Regions from separate parts of the Homo sapiens genome. Here region 2 is linked to region 1. The links are chromatin loops, found by intact Hi-C in ENCODE. Cell type or tissue: heart right ventricle. All regions are shown on one strand. Links, peaks and the distances in the headings refer to the core of each region. The heading gives the core; the rest is flanking DNA. Region 1 holds the start of LOC124901044 (a long non-coding RNA gene). Region 2 overlaps LOC124901043 (a long non-coding RNA gene).

Region 1 (12,899 bases), core at 2,295-10,294:
CTGTTTTAATACTTGGTAGGCTCCCAAGTTATTTCTACTTTTATGCTGATGGAAAAAAACGCACCAGACTATCTCATGTCACCCACTCCTCCACATCTCCCACTTCCAAACTTCTAAGAGCCTAGAAACACATCAAAGGTAATGAATGAATGAGTAATTCAAAGATTCTCCTCAGTGAATGCTCAAAGGACTGCTGATTTTCATCAATAGCACAAAGGATATTTTGTAGAACCTTTTCCTTGAATGTCAAGGATATTTTATTAAGCTTAAGACATATCCAGGTAAAGCTAGTTCATCAAAGGTTTCACTCTCCTAAGTCTACTTGCGAGGTCCTCCTTCATCCTACACCCTGGGCAAGTCCAGCACATGGCCCATGGTCTCAAACCTACAGCAATAAGCGAGCTGCTGGCCCTTCTGATCTCAGGGACGAGATTCAAAATTCTAACTAATAGAATCTAATATTCATGTAGATTAACTTTATAGTGCCTTGTACTAGGTAGGTTCCCAACTTCAAGAATTCAATAGAATCAACTGTTTCACAAATTAGTATAGCAAAGTAATCTCTAAAGAAAGTTTAGGCATTTTAGTTTTTAATCCTACCAGTGAATTGAAACACCAATTTCATTTCCCAGTAACAATGTAATCCTTCACTATTTAGATGATAAAACTTTGTAAGTTTTAAGGGGGGGGTGTTACATAAACACCCCCTTATGAATCTGATAAAAACTACAGACCCTATCTTTAGAAAACTACGCACTTGACGCCCACATACAATTTTACATACAATTTCATGGGGTTATGAAACCCCCAGCACCTACCCATGAATCACAAGTTAAGAATCCTGGTGTAAAAATAACCAAAGGTATAAAGTTAGGAAAGGTGGGAAAATGAAACATAGGACCAAAAGAAAAGTTGGAAGAGGATGGAGGAGAGGACAGGAGATGCCGTAGCAGTGAGTAACTCTGGAAGTGGGTATAGGACTACGTGGCTCTGTACTTCAAAGTGCTCTCACTTCTTACATTTCATTTGATCTTTACAGTAACTCATTCAACAAAATGGATCAGTTGTTATAGCATACCTCCCCCCACTCCCTGCCAACTTTAAAGAGAAAAAAACTAATACTTGAATTGGTTATACAAGTTGCCCAAGGTCAAGTATCAGCACACAGCAAAACCAAGACCCAGTCCCAAGTCCTCAGGTTATTCTGTGTCATACCATTGGCTCCTAGGGAGAGAGGGAATTCAAAGGAAACAGAAGAAAGAAAAAAGACTGGAAAGGAAGCCCAGGAAACAGAAAGGAACTGGGTGAGAATAATATGATATAAAAAGTGAAAAGTGAAGCAAGAGAATGGAGAGGGAGATGAGGATGTAGTAGAGAAACTAAAAGGAGAAATAAGAACTTTCTGTCATCTTAAATATTATTAAAAAAAACTGTGCCTCCAACTTCTATCTGGTTATAAAAAGAGAGTGAAAAATTATCATCTCAAATCTCAAAACCTAGAAAGCTGTAGGATACCCAACCGGATTATGAGAACAGTAAAGAAAGAATAAAGTGGAAAGGGGTAAGGGAAAACATAAACGATGTCCCAAATAAAGAAGCAGGGTGAATTACTCTGGTGTTCTAGGAAACACGGTAGGATGAAGCCCTACAGTTAGGGCACAATTAACACAAGGGCCCTTACACACAGAGCCTTGTTAGCTCTGGACCCAAAGGGGACAGACAGATGGGGTGGTTATTTACAGTTATATTTTCCTAAAATTGAAACTAAACAACAATCTTTGCTTCTAACATTAGCCTTCCAGAGCTGGTGTGGATTATTATTTTTTAAAATTTAATGGTTGTCAAAAGCCTGTTTTGGGTAAAGTTGATTCATAAATGTTGTTTTATTAACTTTTCTTTCTCTTCACACAAAATGAGAAATGTTTAAATGGTTATCCATGGAAACAGTAAAGCAGCTTATGCTCCAATGGGTTGACTTCGTGGAAAAAAGAAAACAATATTTCCATGGAGTGGCCTCATGCCTAACAGAAAAGACCTCATTTATGTTTAAAAAAAAAAAAAAAATCCTGCAAGAAGGAGTAGCAGAGGGAGCAACATCCCAAAGACCACATGCAACTTCCAGAAAGTAAAAGTGACTCTGTCCGGAGTTCCAATGGATACATCACGGGCTCCAAAAGAGGTTCTAAAAAGCAAATTTGCCCGGTAGTTGTCCCTCTCCATAGGCTACAGTTTCCTAGAGACAGGAAAGCAGGGTGCATCGGCGTGCAGGCTTTTCTTGGAAAGTAACGAAGCAACCTGGGGCTGAGTTTAGAGACCTTATGGGCAAGAGGTAGAACATCAGCATGTACAAGATTCTGTTTGCCCCATTATTGGGTTACCGGAGTGCTGTAGTAAAAGCACAAAGGACACTGCTGAGAACTGGCTGGATCACACTGTCAGCCAAGAAAAGGAAGGACGAATGAGGCTGAAGAGACTGCAGGGCTGCAGATGAAATATCCAGACCTATGCATCCTCATGTGGGATGAGTGGGTTCCGGCAAAATTTAAGAGGCTAATGATGGGATGGAGGGGTTGGCAGCAGCACAGCATAGCAGGTAAGTGGCACCAAGAGACAGACAGCACAATGAGTTTCCACCCTCTTTCTCTGTACAGTTACCTGTTGCGCCAGAATTTGCAGTGGTGGGGATCAGAACTGAAAGCTATATTTCTTCTTCCTCTGCCCACTTTTTGCTATGCTACTGACAGGCAGACTTTATACCACATCTTCTACAGCCATAGGCAACTTAGGTATTCCTAGAGCAATATTTCTATACGTAGCATAAATGATTGTGAAGGCCTGTTGGATTTTTTGCATGAAACGTGTCGGAATGTGTTTTGAAAGCTATTTCTCATTACTAGCCTTACAAAGTGCATTAAACATTCAGAATCACCGTTATTCTAAAATATACTTTTTACACAGTACAAAGAAAGCCAATCTAATCTGTCCAGGAAAAAGGGGGAAGAAACTCTTAAGGGAGAAAATACCTACAAGAAATATTAAAGCCAGTGCAACCAGATCAGTATGAGCAATTTAATTATTTGATGGCAACCTTTCACTAGTGTTTCATTTTCAGTAGCGAATGGTACTGTGAGCAATTTTGGCTCCCCCAAAAATGTTTTATTTTATTTATTTTCAGGGCCACCTTCTGAACAGTTGAGAACAGAACACTTATGGGCACAATTTAGAATATATTAGGTAAAACAGAAACAGACTTAAAATACTGGCTTGATCAATAAAAAGTGTTAAATAAGAAAATAAGTGGGTATTTTTGCTTTGTTTTGTGTTGTTTGCGCAGAAATACTGAATTTTTTATCAGAAAGAGGATACTTAAGAAGGAGCTACCTCCCACATATGGGTTTTCAAAGAAGAAACTGAAATCATTTCTTTGAGAAAGGTGTCGTAACACATTGAGATCTCCCATCTGTCTAGTGTAATTCCAGCCTCAGAAGGCTCCACATAGAATGCTTTCCTAAAAAAATGTCCACTCTTACAATGCTGTCTGGGCTATTATTACACAGGCTTTGTAGTTAGAGGATCACTGATTCAATTTGTGCCAAGCGCAAGGGTTCTAAGCATTAAAGAAAGACCTTGGAGATTATCCAATCCAACTTCCTCACTTTTCTTTCTTTCTTTCTTTCTTTTTTTTTCTATATGAGATGAAGTTTCTCTCTTGCTGCCAGGCTGGAGTGCAATGGCACAGTCTCGGCTCACTGCAACCTTCACCTCCCGGGTTCAAGCGATTCTCCTGCCTCTGCCTCCTGAGTAGCTGGGATTACAGGCATGTGCCACCACGCCCAGCTAATTTTGTATTTTTAGTAGAGACAGGGTTTCTCCATGTTGGTCAGGCTGGTCTCGAACTCCCAACCTCAGGTGATCTGCCTGCCTTGGCCTCCCAAAGTGCTGGGATTACAGGCGTGAGCCACCGCACCTGGCCTTCCTCATTTTTCAGAAGAGAAAAAAATTACCCAGAAAAGTAAAGCAACCAAGCCAGAGGTCCACATTAGGTGAAAACAGGTTTCTCAACAGTGGCACTACTGATATGTTTTTGTACTAGGTACTTATTTGTTGCCAGGTCCTGTCCTGTGCATCGCACGATGTTTAGCAGCATCCTTGGACAGTTGCAATCCCCCTATCCAATTGTCACGATAAAAAATGACTCTGGACATTGCCAAATGTCCTTGGGGAGAAGGCAGGGAGGACAAAACTCCCCCAGTTGAGAACCACTGGGTTAACAACTGGCATGACTGGCAACCAAATCCCTCTGACTCCCAAGGTGCTCTTTTCATTAATGACACAAATACTTCTTGTTTTCGAGTGCATATTTTGGAACTAGGGATAACTGATTAATGCATTAAGCCACCACTAATACTGACTACATGTCAAATGATGTGATTAAAAATATCTTAAAAATCTATCTTACATATATGGAATGTCAGGCACACACAGATGAGTAAATGCACATATTATTAGCATATATATATATACATAAGCCTGAAACCGCAGAATCTAAGAAACAATGAGTTATTTTTGGTTGGGTAAAATATAGTAATGCCATTGAAAAGATAGTTCAGGGAGAAATCTATCTACGAATGGTAAACTTTCTTACCAGCCTTAGAGAAATTCACTACACATTGTAGCTATATACAGAATCATCTTTTAAAACACACACACACACACACAAGAAGGGACCTCATTGTCAAGTTGTTTAATCATCTTATTGTGAAGATAAGAAAACTCCACTCAAAGAGCTAAAGTTTCCTAAACTAAGTGCTTCAAAATAGTGCCAGATTGCTTCTCAGACTCAGATGGAAAAAACAGACTTACAAAGGACACTCAGTTTCTACCACCAAGGGCAGCCTCTGATTTCAGAGTGCCAGTTAATTATAATATTGAGATATTACCTGTTTCTCTTTTTCCGGTATTCTCTATTAGAATTTTCTGATTCACTACCACTGCTGGTGTTACAGCGTGAACGTGACCTGAAGACAAAAAGGTAAGAACAAAAGAAAAAACACACATTTATAACTCACGAACAATTTCAGAAAGGTTTATATGGGTCCTCTGGAATTCATTTTGCAGTAAAATTATCAATCCAAACATCAAGAGCTGTATTATCCCTCTCCAAGTCAGTGTTTCTGAACTCAGTAAGACATCTGACTGAGTCTATAGCTCAGGGAAATGGCAATGCAGGGGAAATATAAAAACCGATTAAGGTGAATGTCAGTATGTTCCCAGAACGGACCGCAAAATCAATCACTTCCAACAGAACTCTGACATGGCAAAGCCGTAAGTCGGTGGTGGACTAAATATGGACACAAAATCTTGTAACCCTCCCATCCGCCCCACTGAGAGACGTAGAGTTTATTTCCCTATCCTCTGAATTTACACTGGTCTTGTGACTGATTTTACCAATAGAATGAGGTGGAAGGGATACTATGTCAGTTCCAGGACTAGCCCCTTAACCGACTGGTAGCTTCTGCTTCCTCCCAGCCTAAAGAAGTGTAAAAGAAGTGTCTACAGAAGTGTAAGCTAGCCAGGTGGAGAAACTATGCAGAGAGGTCCCAGGCCTCCAGCCTTTCTGCCAAGATGCCAACACGAAAGAGAAAGGCCCCCTGGATAACACAACCTCAGCTGTCATCTGACCACAGCCTCATGAAATCGTGAACAAGACGAGCTAAAAAGCTGCCTGTTCAATGGACAGAATTATACTAGATAAATAGAGTTGTTGCTGCTTTAAGCCACTGAGTTCTGCAGTGGTTTATAATATGGCAACAGATAAATAAGACAGCTCCTCTGAGACACAAAGGAGCAGGAAACAGCACAGTCTTAGGATGCAACAGAATGGAAGACTGGGAATCAGCTGAAGACAAACTGGCTTTTGAAAGTAAAAAAAATAAAAAAAAATAATGCCCCCGCTCTTTCCTTAACTCTGAGCATTTCTAAATCTGCTAACCCTTCTTCCCTCTGACTGTCCTTCCATTTTTGTTTTTTTACCTCCTCCTTTGCTTAAGATCTGAATCTTCACCACTGTTATGGGCTTTCCTGTGAAAACAAATGAAGACATTTAAGAAAACAGGAGATTATCAATTGGCTAAGGAAAGCACACCAAAATGAGTTTCACTTCAGTTAACACATATTTGTCATACATTCATTCATTTGCCAAACATTTACGTCATATGTATATGCCTAACCCTACATACAACACGTCCCAGAAATATAATGTTAATAACATCACCTGGCCTCACTCTAGTGGAACCTGCAAACCGTCCGAATTCCATTAATCCAATGATGAGGTTAGTCTGCAGTTTCAGAACTGCAATCCTCCAAGCTGATTTCTGCCATAGTGGAACTGACATCATCTCACTTGGATGCCCTTTCCCATACCCTGAGGCTCCAAATTCTCTTTATCTCTTCTCTCATAATCTCCTCCACTTCAACTCAGCAACCTACCTCATACTTACGACTTTATCATCTGTAACCACCTCCAAACACTTTGCTCTCTTACCACAATCTCCTCTTCCTCCTGTTTACCACTCGCCATTTACTTTCAAACAGCTTCAATGGGGCATCCTGGTTAAAGGTGCTGGCTCTAGAGCCAGACAACATGAATGTGAATCCCATCTTCTCCACTGATGAGTTATGTGATTTAAATAAGTTACTTTTCTACTCAGTGACTCATTTTTAATAGAATCTCCTTTAAAGTCTCCTCTAAAGGATAAAACGAATTAATACATTTAAAATGCATACACTAGGACCTGGGCCATTGTTAGCACTCAACCAAGATAAGCTGTTATTGCTTATTCAACTATTTCCATTCTTCCTTTTCTTTGACCCCAATAAGACTATCTATTGACCTGGCTACTCTCCACCAGCTCTTCACTTCTCTTCACTGTCTTCTGTACTCAGCTTAGATTTCCTAATCCATCATTTCAATAACATGCATGCTGATACTCAACATGTTCCTCAACTCTGTTTTTCATTCCATCTTTTTGGCAAAATCCCAGGCATGGGTGAATCCAACTATGCAAGTTTTCTGGATCAGTCCTAAACAGCTGGCTGAGCAGTGCTGGAAGGAGTCACACAAAAGCGGTGTATTACACTACAAATCCATGTTCATTAACTTCAAGTGGGGCCACACCACGGTTCAGCAATCCTGCCACTTTTCACAGATCTAAGTACAAAGTGGTTTCAAACTCTCCACCCTGCAACCCTCTGACCCACAGTACTCCTGTTTCAGCAAATGATTTTGTTTTCTCCTTCCGAAGGAAAAAGCAGCCTCCAGATGTAACTCTTTCATCTTCCTGCTACCAAAAATAAAAACTTACCAACATCTTCCTCTCTGTTATTTATGGATTTATCCTTACTACCAAGGTTAGTCCCTCCACCAGTGCTTTGTGGTCCCATCACCCTGTGTCTTTTCAATGACTTTCATTAACTACCCTCCCACCTCTCACACAGTCACCTTGCCCGTCTAGCAGACTCTTTTTACAAGCTATTAACTTTTTCAAGACTCTACTGTTTAAACAAACATAGACCTACTTTGAGTCCACATCCCCCCTCATCTGCCCAGTCTCTCCTCTCTCCTTCAAAGCCAAACTTTTGGAGAGTGGTGTCTATGCCCCATGCTCCATTTCCTTACAATCTGTAATCTAGCACCTTCCCATTCTGATCTCTTTAACGTATGGCTTACGTTACTCCATTTCCTCCAACACACTTATATCAAATAACATGAACAGCAATATGTGGTCTCTGTTCTTACATCAAATTTTGGGGTCACTATTTAGCATAAACACAATTATACCGAAATTGGTCACAGACGATCTAAATAGTGTTCCAGGAATATGATTCCATTCTTTTGTAGGTTTTAAATTTTCTAAGAGAAGATACTTGCCTAAGTTTTCCATGTACATATCACTTGCTTAGGGTTCTTTTGCTTATCACTAATTCTTCAAACTCTGAGAGAACAGCAAAACTCCTGCTATGGATGGATACTCAGGTAATCTGCAAGTTCCATTTATCCCTCCTGGAGCCCTCTGCCCTCCTGCTCATACCTGGACCTTTGACTAACTCCCCTTTACCATGATCCAAGGAACTCCTTTTGCTTCTTGATATGATGGACCCTACATCTCCAGGTCTTTTGGCTACTTGTCTGGGTTTTGGTAAAGTGTATCTTTTAGTTGCTAACAGAAAAATTTGCATGACAGATACACTTTTTTGGAACCCAAAATTTCTGAAAATGTCTTTATTCTATACAAACAATTATGGTTATCTGGGCATAGACTCCTAAACTGAAAATAATCTTTCAGACTTCTGAAGGCAATACTTCTTTGCCTTCTTCCTCTGATATTACTGTTAAGCAGCCCAATTTTTTTTTCTTTTTTTTTGAGACGGAGTTTCACTCTTGTGGCCCAACCTGGAGTACAGTGGTGCGATCTCAGCTCACTGCAACCTCCGCCTTCCGGGTTCAAGTGATTTTCCTGCCTCAGCCTCCACCAGTAGCTGGGATTACAGGCATGCACCACCACGCCTGGCTAGTTTGTATTTTTAGTAGAGACAGGGTTTCACCATGTTGGGTAGGCTAGTCTTGAACTTCTGACCTCAGGTGATCGGCCCACCTCGGCCTCTCAAAGTGCTGGGATTACAGGCATGAGCCACCGTACATGGCTCCCAATGTCATTTTGATTTGTCACTATTTGTACATGGATATTTTTTTCTCTCCCATATTCCCATGCCCCCTCCAAATCTTTAGAATTCTTTGTTAATCTATAATGTTTTGAAATTTAGTTATAATGAACCTTCGAATGAATCTAACTTTTCAACCGATTATGTCAAATGCTTAGTGGGTTCTTCTCTATAATGTCACATCCTTCAGTTCCGGAATATTCGCTTTGCTGTTTCTTTAATAGTTTCCTCTCCTATGTTTTCTCTGTTCTTTTTTCTTAGAAATTGTATTAGTTGAATGTTTGATATCTAGGTTTGATAATTTTATTATTCTTATTTCCATACATTTGTTTTATTGTGGGTTTTTTGGTTCCGTTTTGGAGAAGATTTTCTTAATGTTACCTTCCAAATATTTTACTCATTTTAAATTCTGCCACACTAATTTTAAGCCTAATAACTCTTATTTATTAGTTCTTACCTTTGTATTGATAGAAATTCATGGTTATATTTTTTCATCTTTCTAAATAATTAGTTTTTTAGAAATTTTTATTTCTTATATTGTCTGTTTCCTGTGAGAATGCCCCCAACCCCACCCTACACCCCATTTGTTTGTTTTAGTCTCTGCCTTTCTAGACAGAAGCAATGCTCAAATGCAGGCGTTCATGGCTCTCTCTTCCTATTCAAGCAGTAAGTGTTAAAATGACTGGAGCCCTTTGGATGGTGCAGTGCACGTTAATTAATGGCCTCACAGTAATATGAGGGCAGCCTCAATCATTTCACTGGATGATCCTTTGAAAGTAAGTATATGTAAGTCTTTTCTCTTGTACCTAGTCCATTTCCTGCAGTGAGATTCTCTAGTCTCATGCCTGGGAGATATAACCGTTTCAATGGAAGATGCTTTGAAAGCTAGTATCCATAGTCTTTTCTCTTGTCCCTGTCCATCTCTTACAAAGGGATTCTCTAATTTTCTGCCTAGGTAATATAAGCCTGGATTCTAGTATTCTGGGAATGAAGAGAGAAGGGAGACATTTGGTATGCAAATTTTCACTCTCTTGATTTTTCCATGGCCACAATCTCTCTTTCTCCTTTACCAGTTAATCTTCAATTAAGCCAAATGCTGGAGCTTCTTACAACTCTGTCATTGGCTTTGTCTTTTTGCATTCTATCTATACTATCCACCTAAACAACCTAATCTCTATATTTCAAGTAACATACTTAAGATTATATTTCGGTCCATAAAGCAAATCAAGCCCCTGACTTCCATTCACAACCCATGTGAATCCCACACTTGGACTTCTCAGAAGTACCATAAATTCAGGATATCAGAATCTAAACTGGCAATTGTCCCTTTCAAGCCTGTGAAGTCCTGATGATTCTACTTCTACGCAACACATCGAATTCAAAAAACTGAACAAGCCTGGGTTTCATTCTGGACAGCTCCCTCTCCTCTACCCCTCATACTGATTCTCCTACCAATTTTACCTCTCACTGGCTACTGAAACCATCTACTTCTTTATATTTCCACATCACCACCTTGGTCCATGCTCCCATTCTCTATTGCTAGGACTCGGACAATAGCCTGCTGCCTGGTCTTCTGCTACTACCCACTTTCACCATTTCTCCACAGGACAGTGAGGGTCATCTGTACAAACACAAATGTGATGTTATTGTACTTCCTGTAAAAAACCACTGGTCTAAGGACCAAAATCCTGAACAAAGTCCAGGTGGGCTGTAAGATCAGATCCCATCTTTCTCTCTATGCTCATTTCTAACACATTTTTATTCACTCTCAGAGTCTGATAAACACTGGCCTTTTTCGTTTTCATGAAGGTTTCCTGCTTCTTTCCATTCCCAATGCTTTTGCACATGCTAGCCCCTCTATCTGGTATGATTGCTCCTTTCTTTTAGCCTGTTTGTATCTCAGATCCTGGCGCAAGCATCCAACCTCAGGAAACTAACCCCAACCTCTTTGGCTCAGTGATTCAGCAAACTTCCCCTAACAGTGCTCATTACACAGGCATCTATTTATAAAAATTTATCATGCATTACACTTATGACACGTGTACTTTTCTGTATGCATGCTAGGTTTCAATAAAAAGTTTTTAAAATTCCCTTAAGTACCACATAGCTTACCTTCATATTATGTATTAAAGTCACAATGGCACATATATTCCTATGACTCATGTATTTATCCCTTAACAGCATCTAAGCTCCCAAAGGACAACAACTTTGTCTAATGGCAGCAGCACACTGCATGGCATACAACAGGCACCCAAACATTTTTTAATGTAAAATTGAAAGCTGAGGAGTGAAAATATATTGTACTACCAGGAAATATGCTGACTTTCTTTTTCTAGAATAGGAACGTTTAAACAAGCAGGCTTCAGGGTCTCCATAAATTTTGAAAATTATATGCAGATGTTTATATGTATTTAAATATGAACCTACCTTTCCCTAAGGAATGAATCCAACATTTCACCAGATCTCAGAGGGTAGTACCACCCAAAAAGGTTAAGGACCACTATTCTGGACTCGGCCAGAATTTGATAGCTTGTATCCACCTCATGATAAACAAAATAGGAAATTTTGACATCTATTGCAAAGTGTATTATCCTGGTATCCAAAGCAAAATATAATTTCCTATTATTAAATTTAAGTCCTTGAGATTCTTCCATGCTGATGACATGTCTTGATTTTAAATGCCAGTGTTAATCCAGCAATGTAGAGGTTTGTGCTGAGTGCAAGGTAAATATGTGTGAAGATAAAAAAGACTGACAAGGACAACGACACTTATAGGGCATTCATACTGGGAAGAAACAGAGAAGAATGTGCTTTAGTCCTTTTTATGTCAACATGCAGCAATGGCTCATTGCCTCAAAACACACGTCCCCAAAAGAGACCTGTAAGTGCATCAGGCAAAAGGCTCTATGGATGCTCAGGCAAAAAGATCCTCTTCCCAGCAAATTTAAATAGCCTTCCCCTGGAATACGCCAATGAAAGGATCCTGTATCCACTCTCCACAATTACTTCTCTGTGTTTCACAGGAAGCCAGCGGAAAATGAACCTCAGTGTAGAAGTCAAGTCTGGATTTGGGAGTGTATATGCTGCAAACTATTTCAAGCAATTATTTTGTATGAAAATATGCAAATTTAGCCATATTTTAGCAAAATGTAATTAAGCTCATTTTCAAATGTATTAAAATGACTATCTGCTCAACATGTGTAATTATTTTATATAGGGAGTGCTGACAAATTGCACTAATTAATTAAGGGTAGAAAACTATAAAACTCTATCTACGAATAATATATGCTAAATTCTAATCATCCCTGCCACCTATGTCGCCTCAACACACAATACACACAAATGCACTTTAAAGTATTTCCCAGTGGTGTTGCTTTGGTTTTAAGTATTGTCCAAATTGAACCAACTCTTGGTGTTCCCAAGGAGAATGCTGAGTAAGGGCTGAAGTACAGTTTATTTAAATGAGGGCTATCACTATCTCCACCTTTTTCAGATGTACAGGCTGGGATTCCAATCCCATGTGTGCCACAGAGGACAAGCTACCATCATCTCCCTGAGCCTCAGTTTTCTCATCTGTAAAACTGAGATGGTGATGGTGGGCTGAATATTTTTCATTGGTACTCAGCCTCTACTGACTCATCTATAATCTACTCTCTACTGCAGAGATAGAAAGCCTGGAAATTTTATATTCCTGGACACTTTGCCAGCTGGGTTCTAGTTAAGAGAGACTCCAGTTAGATCTGAAGGCAGAGAACAGGAAAAGTTATTTTCCTTCTAGTTGTACCTGTGGCATCAACTCTTGCACTCCTGAGAAGTGGGGGTTCTTTGTTCGGCTACAGTGGTGGTATCTCCAGCAGTGTCAGCAAGAGTGGTCCCTGTCTAGCATCCATCACGGTGCCTGCAGCATTGTCAGCAGCAAGCACAGGCTCAGGATTGCCTGCTCAAAGGTGGAAGCGGCTTCTGGTCTCCAGGTAACACCCACTTCTCTCTTTGCATTCCTTCAGTCCAGAGGCAGTAAAAGCAGCTAGATCTCTTGAGTTACACCACTCTCTGCTTTTTGCACCTTCAATCCTACTTATACCTTTGCACCAATTCCCTACTTAATCCCCCTCTGCTAGAATCACATCATGCCTGAATACAAATGCCATTTCCCAAAGGGTTATTATTGGGATTACATG
Region 2 (12,899 bases), core at 1,585-9,584, 330 kb after region 1:
AGCAGTCACAGGCCTCACCCAGCTCCCACACAAACTGAAGGGTCAATCTCACTCCCATCGTTCCCCCCATAACAGCCCCCAGACCGTTTCCAGGCAGAGAGTGATAGGGGCTTGAAAACCAGCCCCGGGCTATCCACCTCCCAGCTGTGAAAATAGGGGCTTGGTTCTTCCCCTGCCAGTGGAGTCCGCACACTGGATTTGCGCCCGCCCCTGAGTTCTGGCCAGGAGGCTTCTCACCCCGTTCAAATTGTTACAGAGTTCAACCAGAGATTTCATTCTCTCTGTGGAGTTTTACCCCCTGCTCCTCTGGCCACCCTTCCAATGGATCCCTGTGGTGTCATGCAGGAATGGCCTGCTAGGGGACCCAGCAAGCTCCCAGGGCCTTTCTGCTGCTTTCTCTACCCCTGTATTTCTCTCTACTCTCCAAATTGACTTAGCTCCAGGTAAAGTCAGAAACTTCTCCCACAAACAGACCTTCAGCTTCTCTAGTGATAAGGGAGGAGACCACCCCTCATATTGTCTTATGCCCAATTACTGCCTCCAAAGAAAGAAGAAGTAAAAACTAAAAGGCAGAAGTGAAATCCACAAGCAGACAGCCCGGTGCAACACCCTGGGCCTGGTAGTTAAAGATCAACCCCTGACCTAATCAGTTATTTGCATAAAAAGGCACTGTGAAGATGTGTGTCCTGTTCAGTTCCTTTCTAATTACCGGTGTATGCAGCCCCCAGTCACATACCCCCTGCTTACTCAATTGATCACGACCCTCTCACGTGGACCCCCTTAGAGTTCTGAGCCCTTAAAAGGGACAGGAATTGCTCACTTGGGGAGCTCTGTTGTTGGAGATGTGAGTCTTGCCAAAGCTCCTGGCCAAATAAAGCCCTTCCTTCTTTAACTCGGTGTCTGAGGGGCTATGTCTGCAGCTTGTCCTGCTACATTTCTTGGTTCCCTGACCAGGAAGCAATGTGATTAATGGATGGTTGAGGCAGCCCCTTAGGCGGCTTAGGCCTGCCCTGTGGAGCATCCCTGCAGGGGACTCCAGCCAGCTTGAGTGATGCAGATCCTGAGAGCGCTTCCAGGTAGGCAATTCCCCCAGTGGAACACCTCACCAGAGCAGTGTGTGGCAGGCCCCCATGGAGGATCAACACAGTGACTAACAATGGTAAGAAACTGGCACTTGGAGTCCGGACATCTGAAACTTGGTAAGACTAGTCTTTGGAACTTGCCTACTCCATTTGAGTGGAAGCATGGCCTGATCACCCATGGCATGCCCATACCGGCATTTTGTTTTTTTGTTTTTGACTTGACTTGGATTGCTTGATCCTTTGGTTTTGGTCTTGACCTGGCTTGGATTTCTCAATACTCTGATTTTGGTTCTGATTCTGGTTTGGTGTAAACTGAAAAAGTCTATGTGTGCCCTTTTTACCCATTCTTTGTTTTGTGGTGTGCGTGTGGTGTGAGCGTGGTGTTTTGTCTCGAGGAAACATGGGTCAGGCACAAAGTAAGTCCAACCCACTAGGAACTATGTTGAAAATTTTCAAAAAGGGATTTAAGGGATACTATGGAATTACTATGACACCAGGAAAACTTAGGACTTTGTGTGAGATAGACTGGCCAGCATTAGAGGTGGGTTGGCCATCAGAAGGAAGCCTGCACAGGTCCCTTGTCTCGAAGGTATGGCACAGGGTAACCTGTAAGCCAGGGCACCCAGATCAGTTGCCATATATAGATTCTTGGTTACAGCTAGATTTGAACCCCCCACAGTGGTTAAGAGGACAGGCAGCAACAGTACTAGTAGCAAAGGGACAGTTAGTTAAGGAAGGTTCTCGCTCCACCCGCTGAGGTAAGTCGGTACCAGAAGTCCTGTCCAACCCAACACCAGAAGAATCGTGGCAGGAATTGGTAACAGCAGTACCCGCCCTCCCTTATTGAGAGGGGCTCCCCACTCCTGAGCCCATAGCATGTACACCTCCACCAGATAACCACACTCCTAGACCACCCAGAGTAGACAAAAGAGGAAGTGAAGCCACAGGAGAAAATCCTCCATTGGCAGCTCCATTATGGCCCAAGACTGGAATCCAAATGCCCCTGAGAGAGCAGTGATATACTGGGGTAGATGAGGATGGACACATGGTGGAAAAGCGTGCCTTTGTGTATCAACCTTTCTTCTCTGCTGACCTCATCAATTGGAAAAATAATACACCATCTTATACCGAAAACCCTTAAGCTTTAATTGACTTGCTCCAAACTATTATACAGACTCATAATACTACTTTGGCTGATTGCCACCAGCTGCTCATGTACCTCTTTAATACAGATGAAAGGCAAAGGGTGCTCTGGGTGGCAACTAAGTGGCTAGAGAGGCGCGTCCCAGCTGATTACCAAAACCTCCAAGAATATATAAGAATTCAGCTGCCAGGAGCAGACCCCCACTGGGACCCGAACGAGGGACCAGACATGGAGAGGCTAAGACGGTACTGTGAGGGATTAATAGAAGGTCTAAAGAAAGGGGCTCAAAAGGCTACAAATGTAAATAAGGTTTCTAAGGTCATCCAAGGAAAAGAGGAGAGTCCAGCACAATTCTATGAAAGACTGTGTGAGGCTTACCGTATGTACACTCCCTTTGATCCAGATAGCCCTGAAAATCAGTGCACGATTTACATGGCCTTAGTTAGTCAAAGTGCAGAAGATATCAGGAGAAAATTGCAGAAACAGGTTGGGTTTGCAGGTATGAATACCTCACAGTTACTGGAAATAGCCAATCAAGTGTTTGTAAATAGAGATGCAATAAGCCACAGAGAAAGCCGTAAGGAAGGCGAATGCCAGGCCAGGTGAAATGCCAACTTACTGGCTGTGGCCATTAGGGGAATTCCCTCGAAAGGAGTGGGAAAGGGGGGTTCTGGGAAGAATATCCAGTCTAATCACCCATGCTTGCAATGTAACCAATGCACCTATTGTAAGGAAACAGGATATTGGAAAGATAAGTGTACCCAACTGAAGGAAAAGCAAGGTAATTTGGAACAAAAGACCTCAGATAAAGATGAGGGAACTCTGTTCAATCTGGCTGAAGGGCTATTGGACTGAAGGGGACCAGGCTTAAGTGCCCCCGAGGATCCCATGGTCAGGATTACAATTGGGGGCAAGGACATTAAGTTTTTGGTCGATACTGGTGCTGAACATTCAGTAGTGACCACCCCATTTGCCCCCTTATCCAAGAAAACCATTGATATAACCAGAGCAACAGGAGTTTCCACTAAGCAGGCTTTCTATCTACCATGGACCTGCTCGGTGGGTGGACAAGAAATAGTTCACCAGTTCTTGTACATGCCTGACTGTCCCTTGCCCTTGCTGGGAAGAGACTTGCTTAGCAAGCTGACAGCCACCATCTCCTTTACAAAACAGAGCTCTTTACAGCAAAAGTTACCCAGAACAGGAGTTATCATGGCCCTTACAGTCCCCCAGGAAGAAGAATGGAGACTTTTTTTTAACCGAGCCAGGCCAAGGGATAAAACCAGCTCTAGCTAAGCAATGGCCTTGAATATGGGCAGAGGATAATCCTCCAGGACTGGTGGTCAACCAAGCCCCTGTACTCATAGAAGTTAAGCCTGGGGCCCAACCAATTAGACAAAAGCAGTATCCAGTTCCCAGGGAAGCTCTTGAAGGAATCCAGGCTCAACTCAGGCACTTGAAAGCCTATGGAATTATAGTTCCTTGCCAGTCTCCATGGAACACTCCCCTCCTGCCTGTCCCTAAGCCAGGGACCAAGGACTACTGACCAGTACAAGACTTGCATTTGGTCAACCAAGCTACAGTGACTCTGCACCCAACAGTTCCTAACCCTTACACATTGTTAGGGCTGCTGCTGGCTGAGGATAGCTGCTTTACCTGTCTAGACTTAAAAGATGCCATCTTTAGCATCAGAATATCTCCTGAGAGCCAGAAGCTGTTTGCCTTTCAGTGGGAAGATCCGGAGTCAGGTGTCACTACTCAGTACACTTGGACCCAGCTTACCCAAGGGTTTGAGAACTCCCCTACTATCTTTGGGGAGGCCCTGGCTCGAGACCTGCAAAAGTTTCCTGCTAAAGACCTAGGCTGCATCTTGCTCCTGTACATGGATGACCTTCTGCTGGGACACTCCACGGCAGTCAGGTGCGCAAAAGGGATGGATGCCCTGCTTCAGCACCTGGAGGACTGTGGGTATAAGGTGTCCAAGAAGAAAGCTCAGATCTGCAGACAGCAGGTACGCTACCTGGGATTCACTATTCAGAAAGGGGAGTGCAGCCTGGGGTCATAAAGAAAGCAGGTCACCTGCAGCCTACCAGAACCTAAAACCAGGAGGCAAGTAAGGGAATTCCTAGGAGCTGTAGGGTTTTGCAGATTAGGGATTTCAAACTTTGCAATGCTAGCAAAACCTTTGTACAGGGTTACAAAGTGGGGCGATTGGGAGCGCTTTGAATGGGAACCTCTACAACAGCAAGCCTTTTGTAAGTTAAAGGAAAAATTTATGTCGGCCCCAGCCCTAGGACTACCAGATTTGACAAAGCCCTTTACACTCTATGTGTCAGAAAGAGAAAAAACGGCAGTTGGAGTTTTAATCCAGACTGTGGGGCCCTGGCCTACACCAGTGGCCTATCTCTCAAAACAACTAGATGGGGTTTCCAAAGGCTGGCCACCATGTCTAAGGGCCCTGGCAGCAACAGCCCTGTTAGCACAAGAAGCAGATAAACTAACCCTTGTGCAAAACCTGAATATAAAGGCCCCCCATGCTGTGGTAACTTTGATGAATACCAAAGGACATCATTGGCTACCAAATGCTAGTTTAATCAAGTACCAAAGCTTGCTATGTGAAAATCCCCGCATAACCACTGAAGTCTGTAACACCCTAAATCCCGCCACCTGCTCCCAGTATCAGAGAGCCTGGTCAAGCGTAACTGTGTAGAGGTGTTGGACTCAGTTTATTCTAGCAGACCTGACTTTTGGGACCAGCCATGGGCATCAGTAGACTGGGAGTTATACGTGGATGGGAGTAGCTTCATCAACCCATAAGGAGAAAGATGTGCAGGATATGCAGTGGTAACTTTGGATGCTGCCATTGAAGCCAAACTGTTGCCACAGGGCACTTCAGCCCAGAAGCCTGAGCTCATTGCTTTAACTCGGGCTCTAGAACTCAGTGAAGGTAAGACTAAACATCTACACTGACTCTCGATATGCTTTTCTAACCCTCCAAGTGCATGGAGCATTATATAAGGAAAAGGTCCTGTTAAACTCTGGGGGAAAGGACATAAAATATCAACAAGTAATTCTACAATTACTAGAGGCAGTGTGGAAACCTCAGAAGGCAGCAGTCATGCACTGCAGGGGACACCAGCAAGCCTCCACCTCAGTGGCCTTAGGAAACTCTTGAGCTGATTCAGAAGCTCAAAATGCAGCATCTACCCCTTACTGGGCATCAGTAGCAGCCCCCTTACTCCCTCAAACACCTGACCTGGTACCTACCTATTCTAAGGAAGAAAAAGACTTCTTCCATGCAGAAGGGGGGCAAGTAATAAAAGGAGGATGGATCAGACTGCCAGATGGGAGAGTAGCTATGGCACAATTGCTGGGAGCCACAATCATATTGGCCATGCATGAAACCACTCATCTAGGTCAAGAGTCACATGAAAAATTGTTAAGCTGCTACTTCTACATCTCATACTTGCCAGCCCTTGCCAAAGCTGTAGCACAGCAGTGCATTATTTGCCAACAGCACAATGCGAGGTAAGGCCCCACTGTTCCACCCGGCATACAAGCTTATGGAGCGGCTCCTTTTGAGGATTTTGAGGTGGATTTCACAGAAATGCCGAAATGTGGAGGTAACAAGTATTTGCTGGTTCTTGTGTGTACTTACTCTGAGTGGGTGGAGGCGTATCCAACACAAACTGAAAAGGCCTATGAGGTAACCCATGTGTTTCTCTGAGATTTTATTCCTAGGTTTGGACTGCCTTTATGAATTGGCTCAGATAATGGGCGGGCATTTGTGGCTGACTTGGTACAGAAGACAGCAAAGGCATTAGGAATCACTTGGAAGCTATGTGCCACCTACTGACCTCAGAGTTCTGGAAAAGATGGAGTGAATGAATCGGACTATCAAAAATAGTTTAGGGAAAGTATGTCAGGAAATAGGATTAAAGCAGATACAGTCTCTTCCTATGATATTGTTTAAAATTAGATGCACTCCTTCTAAGAAAACAGGACACTCCCCTTAGGAAATACCGTATCATAGGCCTCCTCCCATACTACTGGGGCTTTCAGGCACTCCCCAAGTGTCAGGTGAAATTGAATTACAGCGACAGCTACAGGCTTTAGGAAAAATTACACAAACAATCTCAACTTGGGTAAATGAGAGGTATCCCATCAGCTTACTCTCCCCAGTTCACCCGTTCTCTCCAGGTGATCGCATGTGGATCAAGGACTGGAACATAGCCCCTTTGTGGCCATGGTGGAAAGGACCTCAGACCATCATCCTGACCACCCCCAAGGCTGTAAAGGTAGAAGGAATCCCATCCTGGGTCCACCACAGCCATGTGAATCCTGCAGCCGCTGAAACCTGGGAGGCAAAACAGAGCCTGGACAACCCCTGCAAAGTGACTCTGAGGAGGATGACAAGCCCTGCTCCAGTCACACCTGGAAGCTGACTGGTCTACGCACAGCCAAAACATGAGGAGGATCATTGTGGGACTCACTTTCCTTATAATTTGGACTTGTATAGTAAAAACTTCCACTGATTTTCCTCACATGTAGGACTGCTCTCAGTGTATACATCAGGTTACCGAGGTAGCACAACAAGTTACAACAATCTTTCTGTTCTATAGTTACTATGAATGCCCAGGAAATTTAAAAGGAATATGTTTATATAACGACACTCAGTATAAGGTATGTAGCCCAGGAAATGACTGGCCAGATGTGTGTTATGACCCCTTTGAGCCTCCCATGTCCACAGTTTTTGAAATAAAATTAAGGACTGAAGACTGGTGGGGACTCATAAATGATACAAGTAAAGTATTAGCCAGAACAGAAGAAAAAGGGGTGCCCAGATGCACAATCTTGAAATTTGATACCTGTGGTGTCATTAATAGCAATAAGTTAGGAAGGGGATATAGCTCTTTTAGTTGGGAAAAAGGCTATGTGACCAAAAATAAGTACATTTGTCATGAATTAGGACTGTGTGGAAATGAATGTGGATACTGGTCTTGTGTCATTTGGGCCACTTGGATAAAAAATGAAAAGGATCCAGTCCACCTTCAGAAAGGAAAAAATGGCCCTTCCTGTACTAAGGGACAAGGTAACACCTTAGAGCTAGTAATAACCAATCCCCTTGATCCACGCTGGAGAAAAGGGGAGCATGTGACCTTAGGAATCAATGGGGCCAGACTGGATCCTCGAGTAAATTTCTTAGTTTGAGGAGAAGTTTACAAACACTCTCCTGAGCCAGTGTTTCAAACTTTCTATGATGAACTAAATGTGCCAGTACCAGAAATTCCAGGAAAAACAAGAAATTTGTTTTTGCAATTAGCCAAGCATGTAGCCCAGTCTCTCAATGTCACTTCATGTTATGTCTGTGGAGGAACTGCAGTGGGAGATCAATGGCCATGGGAAGCCTGAAAATTAGTACATACAGACCCAGCTCCTGATGAATTCCTGGCTCAAAAGAATCACTCTAATAATTTCTGAGTCCTAAAAGCCTCAATTATTGGACAATATTGCATAGCTAGAGAAGGAAAAGAATTCACTTACCCCGTAGAATGACTTAGTTGTCTGGAACAGAAACTGTATAATGGCACCACAAAGACAGTCACTTGGTGGAGTTCAAATCACACAGAGAGGAATCCACTTAGTAAATTCCCAAAGTTGCAAACCGTGTGGACCCACCCGGAGTCCCACCGGGACTGGACAGCCCCCACTGGATTATACTGGATATGTGGGCATAGAGCTTATGCCAAATTATCCGAACAGTGGGCGGGTAGTTGTGTTATTGTCACTATTAAACCATCTTTCTTTCTACTGCCCATAAAGACAGGTGAACTCCTGGGCTTCCCTGTCTATGCTTCCAGTGAAAAGAGAAGCAAAGCTATAGGAAATTGGAAAGATGATGAATGGTCCCCTGAGGGAATCATACAATATTATGGGCCTGCTACTTGGGCACAAGACAGCTCATGGGGACGCCGGACCCCCATTTACATGATGAACCAAATCATACGGTTACAAGCTGTCTTAGAAATAACCACTGATACAACCAGCAGAGCCTTGACTATTCTGGCCTGGCAAGAAACTCAGATGAGAAATGCTATCTATCAAAGTAGATTGGCTCTCGACTACTTGCTAGCAGTTGAAGGAGGGGTCTGTGGGAAATTTAACCTTACTAATTGCTGTCTACACATAGATGATCAAGGGCGAGTGGTTGAAGACATAGTTAGAGATATGACAAAACTGGCACACGTGTCCATGCAAGTGTGGCATGGATTTGATCCTGAAGCCATGTTTGGAAAATGGCTCCCAGTGCTAGGAGGATTTAAAACTCTTATAATAGGAGTTATAATAGTAATAAAAACCTGCTTACTGCTCCCTTGTTTGCTACCTGTACTTCTTCAAATGATAAAAAAGCTTCATCGCTACCTTAGCTCTCCAAAATACTCCAGCACAAGTGTACTATATGAATCACCATCGATCTGTCTTGCAAGAAGACATGGGTAGTGAGGATGAAAGTGAGAACTCCCACTATTGAGTGAGATTCTCAAATGGGGGGAATAAGGGAGGAGACCACCCCTTATATTGTCTTATGCCCAATTTCTGCCTCCAAAGAAAGAAGAAGTAAAAACTAAAAGGCAGAAATGAAATCTACAAACAGACAACCCGGTGCCACACCCTGGGCCTGGTAGTTAAAGATCGACCCCTGACCTAATCAGTTATTTGCATAAAAAAGGCACTGTGAAGATCCGTGTCCTGTTCAGTTTCTTTCTAATTACCGATGTATGCAGCCCCCAGTCATGTACCCCTGCTTGCTCAATTGATCACGACCCTCTCAAGCGGACACCCTTAGAGTTGTGAGCCCTTAAAAGGGACAGGAATTGCTCACTTGGGGAGCTCGGTTGTTGGAGACGTGAGTCTTGCTAAAGCTCTTGCCTAAATAAAGCCCTTCCTTCTTTAACTCAGTGTCTGAGGGGTTTTGACTGCAGCTTGTCCTGCTACAGTGTGGGTGTGTGTTTGGGAGAGGAAGGTCTCCCTTTCTCACTTCCACAGTTGGGGCACTCACAGTTTTGGGAGGGTCTCCTGGATCCTCTAGGAGCAGTCCACTTCCTTCGGAGGGTCTGTGGGTCTTCTTGGGATTGCTGGTTTGTTCTTGCAGTCTATCTGGAGCTAAAATTCACAATGTGAGCTGCCCTCCACTGCTTTGTCCAGAGCTGCAATCTAGTCCTGCCCCCATCCTGTCGGCCATGATCTCACACTACTTAAGATTTTAAATTAGAACTTCTGACATCAAAACACAAAAGAGACAACATTTCAAACTTGATCCACTGAAAACAGGGTAAGTTTAATTCTAAATCCAAATCCAACATTCTAAAACAAGATGTTATCCAAAAATGAAAATTAGTTGCATGACCATTTTTAAAATAACTTTACATATTGAAATAGCTTAAGATTCAGAAGAAGTGACAAAAATAGTACAGAGGTTTTCACACACCCTTCACCCACATTCACCCAACATTAATATCTTGCATAACCATGATGCATGTCAAAACCAGAGTTGCACAGCTCTTAAATCCGTCATCCACGTTGAGCATATAAAAGCATCTGGCTACTGGAAATGAAAATAAGGGATTTTTGAAGAGTGATATGTCTTCTGAAAGCTCTGCATGTGCTGTGGGTTCCTCTACCACCTCATTCGCAAAAGAATAGGATGTGAATTGCTTGTTTTTTCATCTCAACTTAGAAGAAGAAGCATCAAAGGGAATTCTCAGAGAGCTTAATGTGTATTTCCTGAAGTCTGGGGGTGGGGACACACTGCACTTGAGTGTGACTCCCCTCTGAGCACTCAAGGGTGAGAGACAGGCTGGACAGCAGCTGACTGGTAAGCCAAGGGAAAGATGGCTGGGTTGACATAGGCCTGCATACACAGAATTTGTCAGAGCAAGAGATGCATGGATTTTACATAACAGAAATGTGAACCACACACAAGAAAGCTGGCATGAGGTCATCTTATATCCTGTCCAATAGGGCTACCTAGGAGGGCAAAGTCCTCAGTAGAGAGAAGCTGATGGCATAGTCTGACTCATAGGGATTGGAGAGGGAATAAGCAACACACCGAATGAGAGGGCACCATTCACATGAACAGAGTTGCAGAGAGATCCTTGAAGATGGTGTGGAAGTGGAGAGAGGACAAGGAGTGAAATCTCCAAAGAATACATGATGGCATCTATGAAATCATTACCTTTAAACTCACGCCAGTGCCAGAGAATATTTGAAAATTGTTGTGGGTTTTTTTTAAAAAAAAAAAAAAAAAACAATCTCAAACTTACAGAAGCATGCATGTACAATACTAAAAACTTTTTCCAGAATTATTTGAAAGCAAGTTGCCAATATCATGCCTCACTGTGTGGAGTGACATCTTCCTCACCCTGTCCATGCTCTGATACCCTCCACAAGACCACCCTCCTCCTTGGGTTCCAACTCTGCACCAGGCTGCCACCCCATGTGTGACAAGGCATGAACTTTCTTCACCTTGCACAGGCTCTGGCTTCCTTAGGCAGCCCATACTCCCATGCAAATACCCACCTCAACTCATTTGACTCCAGTGTCTGGCCCTGGACAGCCTTCTTGGTGCAGATGCCCTCCTCAGCCTGCTTGGGGTCTGACATGCCACACCAATGCACCCCTCTGAGGCAAGGCCCTCCTCACCCAACTTGGGCTCTGACACCCCATTCTGGGCACCATAGCCAACTGTAATAGTTAATATTGAATGGACTGAAGGAGGCAAAGTGTTGTTTCTGGGTGTGTCTGTGAGGGTGCTGCCAAAGGAGATTAACATTTGAGTCAGTGGACTGGGAGAGGCAGACCCACCCTCAATCTGGGTGGGCATCAGCTAATCAGCTCAGGACCGAATTGTTCAGAATGGGAAAAGACAAGAACTTGGGAAAAGAGCTGCAAAGCCACCTTGTAGTAGCAGCAGTCAAGTAAAACCTCTCATGGTTATTTTAATTCTTCTCTTTCTTTGCTTTCAGATCTGGAAGGTTAAGAAAGCACAATTATCAGGCTGGGGGAGGAAGGGCATAGGAAGGGAAAAGGAACCAACTACACCCCTCCTCCAGTTGAAGGCTTCCTGGTAGGGGAGGGAAGATTTATATTTGAATCAGGTTCAGAGTTTTGCCTTATATGGGATGAGAAATTTTGACTTCCGAATTGAGACTGTGCTTGGTGACTAAGAGTGGCAATCGTTTTATTAGTTAAGTGTGTTAAGGAAAGCCATAGGACTGCTGATGTTTTTTATCCAAGAGCCAAGGGAAAACTTTCCCCATTGAATAAATATAAAAGGAAAGTGAGGGACAAATTATACCACCTTATCATTCCGCTCCATGAGGCCTGCTTGCTCCGTGCCTTCATTACATACATTTGCAGTGGCTGCCAATCTAGAACAAACAGGGGTTTTCTATAATTTCCAAGAGGCCCCAACTGTCTGAAAATCTACAGAGGAAACAAAAGTCCTTATGGTAACCCTTTTTTGGTTGTTCATTTCTTTAAAGATTGACAGGGTTTTGTTTGTTTTGTTTTTTGTTTTGTTTTGTTTTGTTTATCATTCTGTAATTAGGGAGAGTGTTCCAACAACAAAAATATATTATTTCTAGGTAACTGAGGTATAACTAAGAAGACCTCAAGGGCAAAATTCTGCTTTCTCTTTAAATCTCTCGCAAGCACATCTCTAATTTTATTTCTGCCTTTGTTGCTGTCTCATCTTAACTTCATCTTAGTAAAATTGTCATCAAAATCTTCTTGGGAGAGAAGAAGACTCACAGTCCGTGCCCATGGTGGTTTTTATCTGCCTGAACACAAGCCAAACATCTTGGGGCCAGTATCCTCAGAGGTCTTCCTTTATCACTGAGCTCTCCCTTGTACTCACCTCAGCCTCACTGCTGGGTGGGTCTATCTCCTGCCATCTATGCACCACCCAGGTCCTCCACTCTGCTGAAACTTCTTTTGAGCTATTAGGTTTGGATCATTCCTGGGACTTTTGTAATCTCTCACATTTTAGACGTGGTCCACTGAAAATAGAGTAAGTTTAATTCCAAATCCAACACCTTCATCTCTTTTGAGGGAGGCAAAAATTGATCACCTCTTTCCTACGGTAATGTTGTTGATCTTGTTTTTAGTTTATCTCTGTAATTCCCACTTTGTCTAGCACAGTGCTTTGAACATAATCAGAACTCAGTAAATATCTACTGAATGGATGAATTCATTCCATGAAGAAAGAACATGAAAGGATGATTAATGGAGGCAATTAGCCAGATAATTAAAAAGTATTTTTCCTCTACTATTCAGACATTTCAACAAGAGGATTTTTTGTTAACTACACAGATAATTACTTTAATATACCACATCACTCTTTATACATGTGTGGGACCCAATATTTGTATACACGTATGGCCTGACAAAAAATAGGTAACAGTTGTTGGATAAAGAATTATATTTGCAGAAATAGAATGGAAAAGATACTGTTAACAGTATTATTTCTGGGAAAAGAGGAAAGGGAATTGTTGGATCAACAAGGTCACTGGTCTTGTAGTTTTTACTGTATACACTTCTATATTTATACAGTGTTTTAATTTTTGTGAGCACGTATTTTCAATATTAATTTCTTAAAATTGTATTAACTA

Evidence for each region. Peaks named below come from ENCODE experiments on the same cell type or tissue, not always from the same donor. Only the 100,000 strongest peaks of a DNase experiment are listed, where the experiment ranks them.
Region 2: a loop joins it to region 1, with 2.9 times the contacts of the local background. A loop is called at or near these places in 7 of 110 quality-filtered maps.

Annotation. Positions count from the first base shown.
Region 1 is chr5:112,189,628-112,202,526 of GRCh38, forward strand. EPB41L4A (erythrocyte membrane protein band 4.1 like 4A) reads right to left here. Exons shown (of 23, transcript NM_022140.5): 16 at 6,034-6,081; 17 at 4,941-5,018. LOC124901044 (a long non-coding RNA gene) reads left to right here and starts at 4,970. Exons shown (of 3, transcript XR_007058902.1): 1 at 4,970-5,032; 2 at 9,386-9,497; 3 at 11,745-11,916. In heart right ventricle, for the core only: no CTCF peak of the experiment used is centred there; no DNase peak of the experiment used is centred there.
Region 2 is chr5:112,523,411-112,536,309 of GRCh38, forward strand. It overlaps LOC124901043 (a long non-coding RNA gene), which reads left to right. Exons shown (of 2, transcript XR_007058901.1): 2 at 3,956-7,002. Among named protein-coding and RNA genes, the nearest start is that of LINC02200, 99 kb to the right of the region's middle. RefSeq lists an enhancer at 1-89. In heart right ventricle, for the core only: a CTCF peak has its summit at 6,312; no DNase peak of the experiment used is centred there.